Regions from separate parts of the Homo sapiens genome. Here region 2 is linked to region 1. Evidence: read pairs that join two places in POLR2A ChIA-PET (ENCODE). Cell type or tissue: B cell. All regions are shown on one strand. Each heading gives the region's core, and the rest is flanking DNA. Links, peaks and the distances in the headings are about the cores only.

The links. Peaks named below come from ENCODE experiments on the same cell type or tissue, not always from the same donor. Only the 100,000 strongest peaks of a DNase experiment are listed, where the experiment ranks them.
Region 2: POLR2A ChIA-PET joins it to region 1 with 10 read pairs; 1 of 35 experiments calls an interaction of 5 or more read pairs at or near these places.

The regions. Positions count from the first base shown.
Region 1 is chr6:150,923,694-150,930,368 of GRCh38, reverse strand. It overlaps MTHFD1L (methylenetetrahydrofolate dehydrogenase (NADP+ dependent) 1 like), which reads right to left. Exons shown (of 28, transcript NM_015440.5): 11 at 4,074-4,247. Among named protein-coding and RNA genes, the nearest start is that of MTHFD1L, 61 kb to the right of the region's middle. In B cell, for the core only: a CTCF peak has its summit at 1,216; a DNase peak (open chromatin) is centred at 3,058; H3K27ac peaks cover 1,749 bases.
Region 2 is chr6:149,059,757-149,066,431 of GRCh38, reverse strand. All of the region lies in intron 7 of UST (uronyl 2-sulfotransferase), which reads right to left. Among named protein-coding and RNA genes, the nearest start is that of UST-AS2, 30 kb to the right of the region's middle. RefSeq lists enhancers at 31-440, 461-540. In B cell, for the core only: no CTCF peak of the experiment used is centred there; a DNase peak (open chromatin) is centred at 5,861; H3K4me3 peaks cover 350 bases; H3K27ac peaks cover 1,295 bases.

The sequences.
Region 1 (6,675 bases), core at 765-5,764:
ATTTCCCCCTAACGCTTGACCTGGTCAAATGTAAAAATATGAAGATGATTTTTATTTCAAATTGACTTTTCACTTTAGATTACAAATGTTGCTTTAAACCAGTGCTGCTTTTTGCTGTTTGTTTGTATTTTTTAAAGATGGGGTCTTGCTATGCAGCTCAGGCTGGTCTTGAACTCCTGGCCTCAAGTGATCCACCCACAGTCTCCAGAGTAATTGGGTTATAGGCACAACCCGTCATGCCAGGCCCACTTTAGGCTATCGATAAAATAGTTGCCTGTGATCTAAACTGATATCAATATTCAGCTATTAAGGGATTAGATACTGATGACAGTTTACAGCCCTAAAAAATATATCATTTGTTGTGTTGGGGAGAAGGGGCTGTTCATTCTTCCCTTATAGAATCCAGTGTGGCTATTTCCTAAAAATCTTCAAGCTGTGCCACAAATGCATACATATATCATAATCTTACCAGCACGGTTATTTTTTTCCACTACAGTTAAAAAAGAGACAGGCCATTTAATTTTTGTTCCTTCAAAGGTCTTTGTTAGGTAAAGAAACTTAGAATTTCAGAAAAAGAATTGTTGATCCCTTGGTGTTTAATCTGTTCTTGAAAATTCATCTTTAGTCTTCTTTTCTATTTACAACATGGCAGGCCAATTTCAGCTTGATTATACATATTAATGCTAGCAAAAAGCCAGCGTGGAGAAATGTTCTACTGGCCATGGACTGCATTGGCTGTAACCCCAGGCAGTCGTGCTAGCTAGCATTCTCCAGCATGAGGCTGGAGGCCCAGCTTTGTTTACAAGTAAGGAACCTGAAAACAGTATCATCACAGCTTTGTTTTAGAAGTATCAGTTTTGTGTTCCAAGCTAAGGTCAGAGCCATCCATATCTGGATTTCTGATTTTATTGACAAGCCCAAAATGGAGTAAAGCACAAGGACTGGATAAGAAAATCTGCTGCAGGATTCTTCCTTCATAAACAGACAACACATCCTACCAAGTTTTCCTTAAGTGTTCCTATCTGAACAGGGTGAGAAAGCCTGCAAACCCACCTACCAAGATCATCTGAAGCCTGGAAGAAAGGAACCAATTTCACAAATCAAATGCTTTTTCAAGGTCTTAATGGCCAAGAGTTTGTTTATTAATTGCAGACAAATATGCATCAAGCATACTGCCATAAAACAACCCTGACTAAACTGTGCCCTAAACTCAGAGACCCCGGAGCCAATCTAACCAGAGGCAGCTCCTTGCAGGGTGTGGGCCCAGAGGGTGCCTGCAGGTGGAGCCAACCCCTCCCCTCAGCCAGGAACTTTCCCACACTCGATTATGGGGACATTAAGTTTGGGGTTCTAGGTTGGAAAGGGGCTCAGGAATCTAACTGCAGTGAGCCTGGAAGCCTGCGGGAGAAGGGTGAAGCCACAGGCAACCAAGGTGTGGAGCAAAGGATGAATTCCTTACAATGCCAACTGCTGAGGGATTCAGAGAGGCCCTGGCTGTCTGTCCCTCTTACAAAAAAGCTACAGAAGCTGGGCATGATGGCTCACACCTGTAATCCTAGCACTTTGGAAGGAGGAGGCGGGCGGACCACTTGAGGCCAGGAGTTCAAGGCCAGCCTGGCTAATGTGGCGAAACCCCGTCTCTATAAAAATACAAAAACAGTTAGCCAGGCGTGGGGGTGCATGCCTGGAATCCCAGCTACTTGGGAAGCTGAGGCACAAGAATTGCTTGAACCCAGGGGGCAGAGGTTGCAGCGAGCCAAAATCGCACCAGTGCACTCCAGCCTGGGTGACTTCATCTCAAAAAAAAAAAAGAAAAGCTACACAAAGAGAAGGAGAAAGAGGAGGACAGGAAAGTGGGACAGGAGGAGGGAAAAAGGATTTGAAGAAATCACTATATCATTAAAGAGGTGATTTTTTTTTTTTTTTTTTTTTTTTGAGACAGTCTTGCTCTGTCACCTAGGCTGGAGTGCAGTGGCGTGATCTTGGCTCACCGCAAGCTCCGCCTCCCAGGTTCACGCCATTCTCCTGCCTCAGCCTCCTGAGTAGCTGGGACTACAGGTGCCTGCCACCACGCCTGGCTAATTTTTTGGTATTTTTAGTAGAGACGGGGTTTCACCATGTTAGCCAGGATGGTCTCGATCTCCTGACCTTGTGATCCACCTGCCTCGGCCTCCCAAAGAGCTGGGATTACAGGTGTGAGCCACCGCGCTTGGCCTGTTTTGGATAATATTTTTGCTTTATTTGTGGTTATAAATAATTGAACTCACTTCCGGGGATTTTTCCTAAGGAGATAATTAAACAGATGCACAAATCCACATGCCCAAGGTTGTTAATTCTAGCAGTTTAAAATGGCAAAAATTGGGAACACTTTGATTGCCCATCAATAGAAAATTGGTCAAGTAAGTTGTGGAACATCCCTATTCTATGTTCAAATTATTTTTCTGCATCAGTGCACTTGGACAATTAGAAACACTCAGAACTACCAGGGTAGCACTTATTGATGGAACTAGAGGTGCCAGAAGATGTGTAAGATGGGATCTCCACCCTCATCCTGGGCATTTTGCTACTCCCCCAGCCCCTGCTTCCCCAACATGTTTAAGAATCTGGGATGTGGCCAGGTGCGGTGGCTCACACCTGTAATCCCAGCACTTTGGGATGCCAAGGTGGGTGGATCACTTGAGGTCAGGAGTTCGAGAAAAGCCTGGCCAACATGGTGAAACCCCATCTCGACTAAAAATACAAAAATTAGCTGGGCATGGTGGCGCATGCCTGTAATCCCAGCTACTCGGGAGGCTGAGGCAGGAGAATCGCTTGAACCCGGGAGGCAGAGTTTGCAGTGAGCTGAGATCACACCACTGCACCCCAGTCTTGGCAACAGAGCAAGACTCTGTCTCAAAAAAAAAAAAAAAAAAAGAATCTGGGATGTGAGTGATGGAATGTTATGTTGTCATGAAAAATGGTGACATAGCTCAATATTCACTCACATGGAGCTCAGTATGCCACATATGCTTGAATAATCAGGTTGCTTACACAATAGCATGTGAGTGTGACCTCATGGCTGAGAGACTCTATCAGCGTCAAAACAGTCCTCGCAGGTCAACAGTTGTTTCCTCTGAGTGCTTGGGTTTGGGATGTTTTACTTTTTCACTTCTGTTTTCTGAATTTTTAGAATATTTCTACAATGAAACTACATTCTTTTTATAACCAGAAAAAGAAATAAAGAAAAAAGCACTTACATTAATAATTAAATACGTAAAAACAAAGTTACCTAGGAGTCAATTCCAATTACAAGAAATGTCTCTGCCTGACAAATAGGTTTTGTGCCTGAAGCTTTGTATACATCATAAGCAATAGTCACTGAAATGAAATTTCAAGGCAGCAAAGGAATTTATATGGTCTCATGATGTTCCCTCAGGTCACACTGAATAAATATTTGAAATCCCTTGCTTTCTATCATCTTTTCAGCTAGTGAATGTACTTCTTTTTTTAAAAAGAAGGGGAAAAAGGCAAACACTCCTTTTCACAAAAACTATGAATTTGTCTTTTATAAAATAACCAACACAAATGAAAATGGCCCAACATTAGTTTTGAAATGCAGAAAAAGGGAAATAATGAGCTTTTGAAATGTGAATATGTAGGTAAGATCAAGGATATTAACAGGAAAACATGTTTCATATGATTATCTGTACCTTTTCCACGAAAATATTTCAAGTAGAACGCACAAAACAAACTGCTCAGTTCAAAATAGTTTACTTTCAATTCCTATTTTGATTTTTATAATGAAAAATGAAATTCAAAAAGTCAAGGAGGAGCAGGGGTAATAACAACATAATATGAGAAACAAAAGATAAAGCACTGCAACTTGTTTGACTTTATCTTGTGTAGAGTCGACTAGTTTGCTCTGCACTGAAAATAAAAACTTATCTCACACCAAATAAAGAAATGCCAAATGAAATGGACGAAATGTCAAATGTGAGAATAGGATGGATTGAGGGGTACGAGGAGAGAGATAAATAGGGAAGAGTTTTGTAAATATGTCTGCTTGATCAAGTAGATGTTAGATGGTGTCTTACCCAGCAACTAAGACGTATTTTCCATCTGCTTGATCCTTTAACCTTTCTAGCACGGACAAACGTACTTTGGCTTTGCTTTTGCCATAGATTTCAATTTCATCTGCAAGCAATCCAATCTCCTTGGCAAGGACATCCACAGCTTTTGGAGTTTGTCCTCTTGAAATCTCAATGTCACTGAGGGGAAAGACAATACGAAAGAGAGAAAAGGCTTCTCAGCTTAGGTGGTCACAACTGGAGTGAAAACAGCCACACATCACGCCAACGATGAAATCAATGCAATTACTTTGGGGTCCTTTCTCCCAGGCAGTAATAAGCACAACTGCTAATAATTAACGTGTATGAGAAAATGGTGTATCATTTTAGAAATGCAACTCCAAAAAACTCACAAAGATCCTAGAATTGTGTCCAGGTGGAAGTATAACACCTATGGCATAGAGACAAGAACAGCATATTATAATGTGTCCAAAACCCTCCTGCAAGTGTGATTCGACTACAGAGCAAAATGCTCTGTATGGGCCATCATGGTATTCATTAGCGATGAATAGAGGGTCATTGCATAATAATCTCCGATCGGGCTGGCCACATGTTTCTCTTGGCTATTCAAAAATGTGAACATTACTATCACATTAGAGATTAAGTACAAAAAAAAAGAAAAAATGTGGAAATGCTATTTCGTTTTATCTGTGTCCACACTTCCCCCTCTCTATTTACAGTCTAAAATCATATTTCAAAATGTTTTATTAATTACATAACTGTCGGTAAAAGGACCTAGTGCCCTGAGCCCAAGTTCAGACAGGAAATTGTAGGAACTCCAGAGAGTCATTGGGCACGTAACTGAACTCTTCTATTTTACTGGCCACCACTGCTCGTCTTACAGGAGTGGTCTGGATACCAGCATGTGTAATGCTGGACTCTTTCCTCTGGGGCTCATGTGCTCAGTCATTTCTTTGCTGGGCAGTCAGGCCCTTCATGTGTCTGAGAGTGAGAGATGGAAGGCACACCTGTTCCCCCAGCAGCAAGACTAACCCCGGGAGACCACGCGGCGGGGGACTACCCTTAAAGGTTGCATCAGAGAGGACAGCTATTCCTTCACTCACCCCAGAACACTTATTTTTGTTGTGGTCTGCCTCCTTGCGGTGGGCAGATCAACCCCCTCAGTGGACTTTAGTCAGCCCCTTGGCCCTGACTGTTTCTGTAGCTACTGCAGGTAATCTACCCTCAGTGTTCAGACCACCCTAGACTCTCCTCCAGGATCCTGTAGGGGCCTGACCCGGGGGTAAGAGGCAACAGCAAACACACCTCCACCCAGACTTCTCCAAAGGGCACCAGAGAAACTAGGAGTTCAGGTTACCCCCCTCAAGTACCGCTGAGTATTCCTTTCCAGGCCTCCACCTATCCGACCTTTCCTTTCTAGCCTCCTACTTTGTTTTGCCTTCCTGGCCATAGTTTTTTTCTGTCTCTCTCTTCCCACAATCTCCTAAATTGAAGAGCTTAATCTTGAACAATGTGTAAGCTTTTGGCAGGCTGCAGAGGCTCACGCCTGTAATCCCAGCACTTTGGGAGGCCAAGGCGGGAGGATCACTTGAGTCCATGAGTTTGAGACCAGCCTGGCCAACATAGCAAAATCCCGTCTCTACTAAAAATACAAACAAATTAGCCAGGTGTGGTGGTGGCACCTGTAGTCCCAGCTACTCGGGAGGCCGAGGCAGGACAATCACTTGAACCTGGGAGGCGGAGGTTGAGGTGAGCTGAGATTGCACCACTGCACTCCAGCCTGGGCAACAGAATAAGACTGTCTCAAAAAACAAACAAGCAAACAAAACAGGCCTGGCATGGTGGCTCATGCCTGTAAGCCCAGCACTTTGGGAGCACAGGAGGGCAGATCACTTGAGGTCAGGAGTTCAAGACCAGCCTGGCAAACATGGTGAAACCCTGTCTCTACTAAAAATACAAAAATTAGCCAGATGTCCTCGCTTGAACTCAGGAAGTGAAGGTTACAATGAGCAGAGATGAAGCCACTGCACTCCAGCCTGGGCAACAGAGCAAGGCTCTGTCTCAAAAACAAAACAAAACAAACACCTGTAAGGTTTTCTCTTTACTAGCTAGTCACAGAGACATCATCCGATTTTTGGGGTGATTTATAAACTACTCAGCCTGCTTCTCTTTGCCCAGTGGGTCTAGAAATCAATGATTTCAAAGTAAATTCTTCTTGGGGGAGAAAAGGATTTAATTATTTAACAAGAAGAATTTACTTTGAAACTTTGGTACACAATTTGGTGGAATCTATCTTAATCTTTTTTAGCACTTTGTAAGTAGAAATTATTGATTTACTTTTAAAATCTAAGGTCTTATAACAACAAAAATAACTCTAAAATAAGATATTTTATGAAACAGATTGCACAAGCCCAGGGATGATATTACAAAGAATAACATTCCTCATTGCAACTTATATAATTAATGAACAGAGAGCATAACTGAGATGTTTCGTCTATTGCAGGGATGAAAACATGTCCAGGAGGGTCACACCCTCCTAGTGGGTAGAACTGAACCAGGGTGTTCATCTGACTGTCCAAGGAAATGGAGTTCAATTCTATAAAGCAAC
Region 2 (6,675 bases), core at 915-5,914, 1.9 Mb after region 1:
TCTCCCTCTCAACTGGCTCCTTGCCATCAAAACTCACTTCCCTTCTTGAAAAAACCCTTGTCTCATGCACCCTCCCTCTTTCATCTTTTCTCTCTCCTCCCCATCACAGCCCAACTTCCTGAAGAGCTGTCTACATTTGTTGTAACATTTTCAGCTTACGTACGTGACTGAACTCACCAAAACCTGCTTTCTGTTCCTTCTGTACTCCATTCAGTTACTCTCGCTTCCTTGTTGGTAGCTCAGAGGGCGCCTCACAGCATGACCCCATCACACTGTGGGCCACACACTCCATTTTGAAACCCCTGCATCTGCAACAGTGTTTTCCTGGCACCCTCACCTCTCTCTGATCACTCCCTTTCCATCTTCTCTACGCCCTCCTCTTTCCCAGCCTGTCTTATAAAGACCAGTCCTCCTCAGGCTCTGTTCCAGCCTCTTCCCTTCTCCCTGGTTACTCCCTGGGTGGCAGCATCCAACCCTCTATCCTTTAGTCCTCATAGCACTGTGAACAACAAAATGAACAGTTTATATAAACAATGACAGCTTTTTTGACCTTCGTTTTCCACAGAGCTGCCAAATTTAATAAGGTTAATGACATTGCCAGAGGGTTATGTCGCGGTCAGAAACAGGAGTGCTATTTTGTGCCAGGAGAAACAGAGACTCAGATTCAACCAATATTGATGGGGAACACCCATTATGAGTTTGGATCATCATATACATTATTTTATTTGATATTCTCAATAACCCTGTGAGGTGAATATCATGACCCCTCTTTTGCAGATGGAGAAATAGAAACTTACCCAAGGTCACATAGCTGGCTGGTAAGTGAAAAAACGAATTTGAATCTGGGTCCCCATCTATGTTGAGATTTTTCCCTAACTTTAAGTACTGCACCATAACCAGGGCAGCTTTCATGAGCCTGTAGAAAACTATCACCTTCATATGGAAAGACCAGAGGTGGTTTGTCTTGTATAATAAGCAGAGAATTCTTAAAAATCTCATTTCAAAGACATATGGATGTGTGTCTTGCTGTACGATAATCGGTGCTATGGAAAAGTCATTCCATTGCTAAGTTTTCCACATTTTTGTAAAATGCCAGACTTTCCATCCAAACAAAACAAAGCTACATGGACTATGGAATCAGCCTCTCTCCAGACTGCCATAATAGCAGCTCTAGAGGAAGTTGTTAGGATTTTTTTTCAAATAATTGTTGTTATTTCAGCCACAAAACAATTATGCTTTAAAAATCTATACTTATTAGTAGCATTCCTTGGGAAGGGAAGAAGCCCTCGTTAGGTGAGCACATACTGTCGGATTAACCATGAAGAAGTGAAGACCTCACTCCATGAGCGTTCTCTGATCCTAGCAGGAACTGAGAGTAACTTCAAGGGGCTCATGTCTCTTGTGCCCACTGATAAACATTTTAAAAGAAAGAGACGAATACAGAGCTCCTCCCTTTAAGACAGGGTGGCAAAAAGGCAGCCCAAGATCGGACTGGCAGGCAATGTGTTGTTTGGCCCGTGGGGTATTTTTTTTTTTTTAGAAATGGATTCAGTTGTTGTAAGGCTTGGTCTATTTCACATGGAAAGCTGGATTTCTGGCTTTTCTCAAAGGGCGGCTACATTCTTCTGGAGCCAAGTGTGACTGCCCCCGTGAAAGAGGCCAGGGCTTTCCAGTTTGCCTCAGACTCTAAATGCCGGTTCATTCTTTTATGTTACCTGACTGGCTGTTATAGAAAGTCGAGTTTTATGCTTCTGCTTTAAAGATTCTAAAATTCAGGCTTTCATAAACCTAGAGAGTAAGTGCTTCTCGTCAAAATCAAGGCTTCAATTAGGCCTCACTGGTGTGCCCAATATCATCTTCCTTCCCTCTTTCTGCAAAGATTTGTTGAATAGCTATTCTGCACCACGCACAGGAATTGTTGCAGTGAATGGGGCATCATCATCATCACCATCATCATCATCATCAGTTGGCACTTTGAGAGCTTTCTCTGTGCCAAGAATTGTAAGATATCTAAACACACATTTAATCCTTATAAAGCTCCCAGTGCTGTAGAGGTCTCTTATTATCACCATTTAAAGCTGTGGCATTGGAATTTAGAAGTTTGTGCAGGCTCACACAGCTGGTAAGTGGTGAAGCCCGAAGTTGGGTGTGGGGAAGTCTGACTAATGAGCCCAGGTTCTTAACTCTCCACATTGCTGACGAGTGGATGGAGCTCACAGTCTAAGGGAGATGCCTGCTCACAAGGCTTGTCACCATGGGGGCAGAGAGGGCATCTCACTCTGATTCATTTGCTGGAGTCAACATTTCTTCTGTTTGGTCAGAAATCCTCACCAGGGAGACCAGGCTTATTGGGCTTATCTTAAATACTCTGCATGGAGTTGGGTCTTTCATACTTACTACAAGATCATGAAGATTTGCCGTATGTGCTGTGTGTGCACGTCTGAGAGTATAGATTCTGTGTGTGTTTCAATCAAGAGATGGAAAACTTTTAGGAGGCCTCTGAGGCACTATCCACCTCCTAAAAAATTTTCTCTAGATTTTATTCTTAACATCTCCACCAGGTTTCATTTAGCTGTTCTTCCAAAGAGGCTTTTTATACTGAGTGATCAGGACAAAAGCGATACCCCATTTATCTTTGTATTTCCACAGCTCAGCACCTGGGGAAACACAGTTCTCCTCTGTACAGGCTTCTTGAGGGAACAAAAGAAACCATCAGAAGGACGAGGGTGCTGTCAGATTCAAGGAAGGCTTGGCTGTGTCTGTGAGATGGAGACAGACAGCTGGGCACAAAGGCAGTATCTGAAGGAGTTTCACAGAAATTCCTAGGAGACCCACAAATGCTGGGTCCTTAGCGAGAAGCAGTCTACCCTCCCATCTGGCTGGGGTCTGTACATTTCAGTGTTTAACTTTGTGGTTTGGTTGCCTTTTGGGACCAATAGTGCTGGCAAGGCACATTTTTCTGCCTCTCTACTTTAATTCATCAATACTTTTTGGCAAAAAGAAGCTGTGGCTTCAGGATGTTTTTGATATTTTTTTAAAAAGTTTTTTCTTATTACCTTTAGGGATTGGTCAAATAATTCCCTTAGTTAATTTTATGATAACTATTGAAAATTTCCTCAAAATAGGCACTGGTTTTGAGCTATGAAGTGTTCAGAAGAGGGAAAACAAAGTAAAAAAACAAACTTTGAGCTTTCTATTTAAAGAACACAATAGAGATTGTTTTTTCTTTATAGACATGTCCAATCAGCCATAGAGTCAGGGCCACAGGGGGATAGACTTCCAGGCTCTGCGCTGTCCCTGGGGAGGGAGTGGCAGGGACACTACAGAGTAGTTACGGTCCTGAGTGGAGATTCTTCTAACAGCTGGCCCCCAGTGACATAAAAATCTGTAGTTGGCCACCCAATGTTGGTAGAGAATAAAACCTGGCATGAGGCCAGGAGGGGGCTGCTTTCTGTATTATTAAAACTTTACAAATAGTAGCCCGAACAGTGCAACTTCTCATACAAGTCCTGCAGAGAAGCACATCCCTCTCATTTTCATAGGGCTCTGTGGATTAATGCGCTTTCACATCGCCCCTCACTACCTTGCTCAATCTTCCCAGTACCCATTTTACTTACAGATACCAAGGGCCCCAGAGGTCACAAGACCAGCTCAAGGCTGTACAGCCAGGACATTTCAGTCCAAGCACTGGAAAGTGGGCTTTCTGATTCTCAGCCTTGCACCTTTTTGCTACACCACAGGCTGTTAATTTCCAAATTGAGTGGAAATCTATAACCACCCACTTCTCCTTGCCCTGTGTGTATTCTGGCATTCAGGGAATCCATTGAAAAGAAGGGCTTGAGTGTTCTAAGATGAGGGGAATGCTTTGGTAAGTCTGGGAGGATCTGGTGAAAAACTTGCAAGCCAGCAAAAATGTTTTCACACTGAAAGGGACTGTGTCTTTTTCATTTTTAGTTCCCCAGTGTCCAGCTCCATGCCTGGCACCTAACCACCCTCCATAAATGTTTGTTGATTTGAAACCTGTATTTTAAATCCATCTGCAAGACTGGATTAACCCAAAGGGCAACTTTCAGTGTTGACTATGCATACTTCACTTTTTAGCTAAATTCCTTCCTTAGTTGAGGGTCCTTCCTGAGCAAACTTTCCATTTCTGGAAATTGAATTTCTGGATAGTAGGCTGACAGAGAAGGTTTGGATCACAGGTTGTTCTGGAGAGGTAGTGGTATTTGCTTTTCTTAGCCACTCTGTTGAAGAACATTATGTTATGGTGACAGAACGCTTGCAAATACTTAGCCAAGCTTAAGACATGCCATGATAAGGAAGGTTCACCACAAACACAAATAGCTATGTAGAAGCCACCGTCTTGCAGCTAATGAATTTGTGCTGGGTGTGATATTTACCCCAGCCATTAACTGAAGATTCAAACACTGTTGGGTAAAAAGACATTTATTTGTGTGACCTGACTTTGCTGTATGAATGCTGGTCAGTTACTTAATTTGCCATCACTTTTGGTACTTTTTAGTGATGTTTCTCCATTAGCAAAATGAAAGTGTTTTATTTAGAAGGAAAACAGTCATTCAATCACATCCATTTGACCTATGTGCCAAGGACTTTGCTGTGGATACAATGTGAACTGTGGCTCTTTGGTCAGTCTTGAACACTTCCTGGTGGAAGAACTTAGCCCGGGCTTTTGGGAGTATCCACAGAAAGCTGGTGGCTCAGGGAAAAGGCTGCAGGGAAAAAGTTCTACTGGGACCTTGGAAACACATCTCTGCCCGGCACCAGGCACACCCATCTGCATGAAATGCATATGTCAGTGGATTGCACACAGATTCTGGTTTGCCAACTCAGGGGCTCCTCCCAATGCCCTGCCAAACAAACACTAGCTTAACTTCTGGATGTGAATGATAAATATCACTCGCCAGTAACCTGTCTGCATGCAAGACTGGGCAGTGACAAGCACGATGTGCTCACTGCCCAAGATTTTGCTTTGATTTTGTTTTACTGCCCAAGATCTGAACATTTTTTGCAAACATAGCAGCTTCTCTACCTCTGCTGCATTGACATATGTTTGAACTGGTTCATAATCTTCAGTACTCCTAAAAGTCCCTTTAATGTAAATAGAAAGGAAATCACAGACCTGTTCCTGGGAGTCCCACTTCCCACCTCTCTTCATCTGTCAAACATGCATAATGGAAAAACGATGTAGCCCTGGCTCTGGGCCAGAATAAACAATCTGGAAATACTGTATAAACCCAGCTGCTGCACCGGAGGACAGAGGCCTCGCTTTATGACCTCCGAGATGGTTAACCATACGCAAAATAACAAAAGCTCACCACCAACTTGCAGTGTATTTTGATGCTGGGCTGGCTCTGGCATTCCTTTCCTTGATCCGAGTGTATGCACACTCCGCGCTGACCAGAGCCCTCTTCCCTTAACAATCTGCACTTGTTTTAACCTGGTCCAGCAGAGATTATGTGCACCAAACAAATACTAGTTTAATAACAACCAAAAGAGGGGCCAAAGTTTACCAGCGAAAAAAAATAAGCATGGACAAAAGACAGGCACCAGTTCTACAGCTTCAGGGGAGCTGAGTGGTGATCAACTGAGAGGCCTTGCTGTTTTAAGAAGCGCCCTGTCTAAGAAACTGACTTACTCATCTCAGGTTAGATTACAGCCAGAGATTCCCAGCACACGGGGATAAAGCACACTTTCTCAGGCAACAGGTGTGCCGAAAGTCACGGTCAAGTGGAGCACTCGGCAGTGGGAGAGGAAGTACCGTCGGTGTACTCCCCAGGGTTGGCAAACGCCTGCCACCTCCATTCCCATACAGCCCTGCACCACGCTGGCCGCTCCCAAAACTGTGTGAACATGATGCTTGTCACAGATAGAGTAAACTCATTTCCTGAATTATAGGGGAGGCCATACAGTTCAAAGAGATGAAATACAGCTGCAGGGCCGCCGGACTCCCTAGGGCTGCCTCCAGCGGAAATGAATGTGTGTCACTGCGGCTCACAGCGATATGTGCTGGGCTGGCCGGGCCAGCGCTACATTTGCCACTCAGATATGATCGATGGCATGTTAAGACCACCTTCCTGGTGGTATGGCCATGAAGGGAGAAAAGAACAAAAAGCACTTCATGGCTGCCTTGGTGCTGAGGGTTGATAAAGTAAACAGAAAACTTTTGGGGTGTGTTTTGCAGTCTTTTATTCAGATCTGGAAATATAAATAATTAAAAATAATTTGAGATCACTTGGACCTTCAAGAGAATCTTTGATCTATGTAGCCAAGTAAAAGTTCATGATTTACTTTCTTGTTGTTTAAAAATGCAGAAACCGCTAGGTTCCTTTGATGAAAGAGAATGAAGGGTTTCTAATGCACACACTTTGCTTGGATTTTTGGAAGCAGGGAACACAGTAAAAGGAACCAGGAAGAGAAAGTATTGGTCTGTGTGGGGTAGGTCGCTGAGGGCCCACCAAGACCAGGGCACTGGGCCCCTGTGGAATGGAAATCAGCCCGGAGGAGGAATGCATTTTCAGAAACATCACGGAGGCGGGTCCTAACCCCATGGAATTGGAGATGAGGGCAGCTGTTGGACGGGCTTCTAGGTTATTGCCTGGGGCTTCTAGGTTATTGCCTGGGGGATTCAACTCCACACTACTTATGCTCAGAATC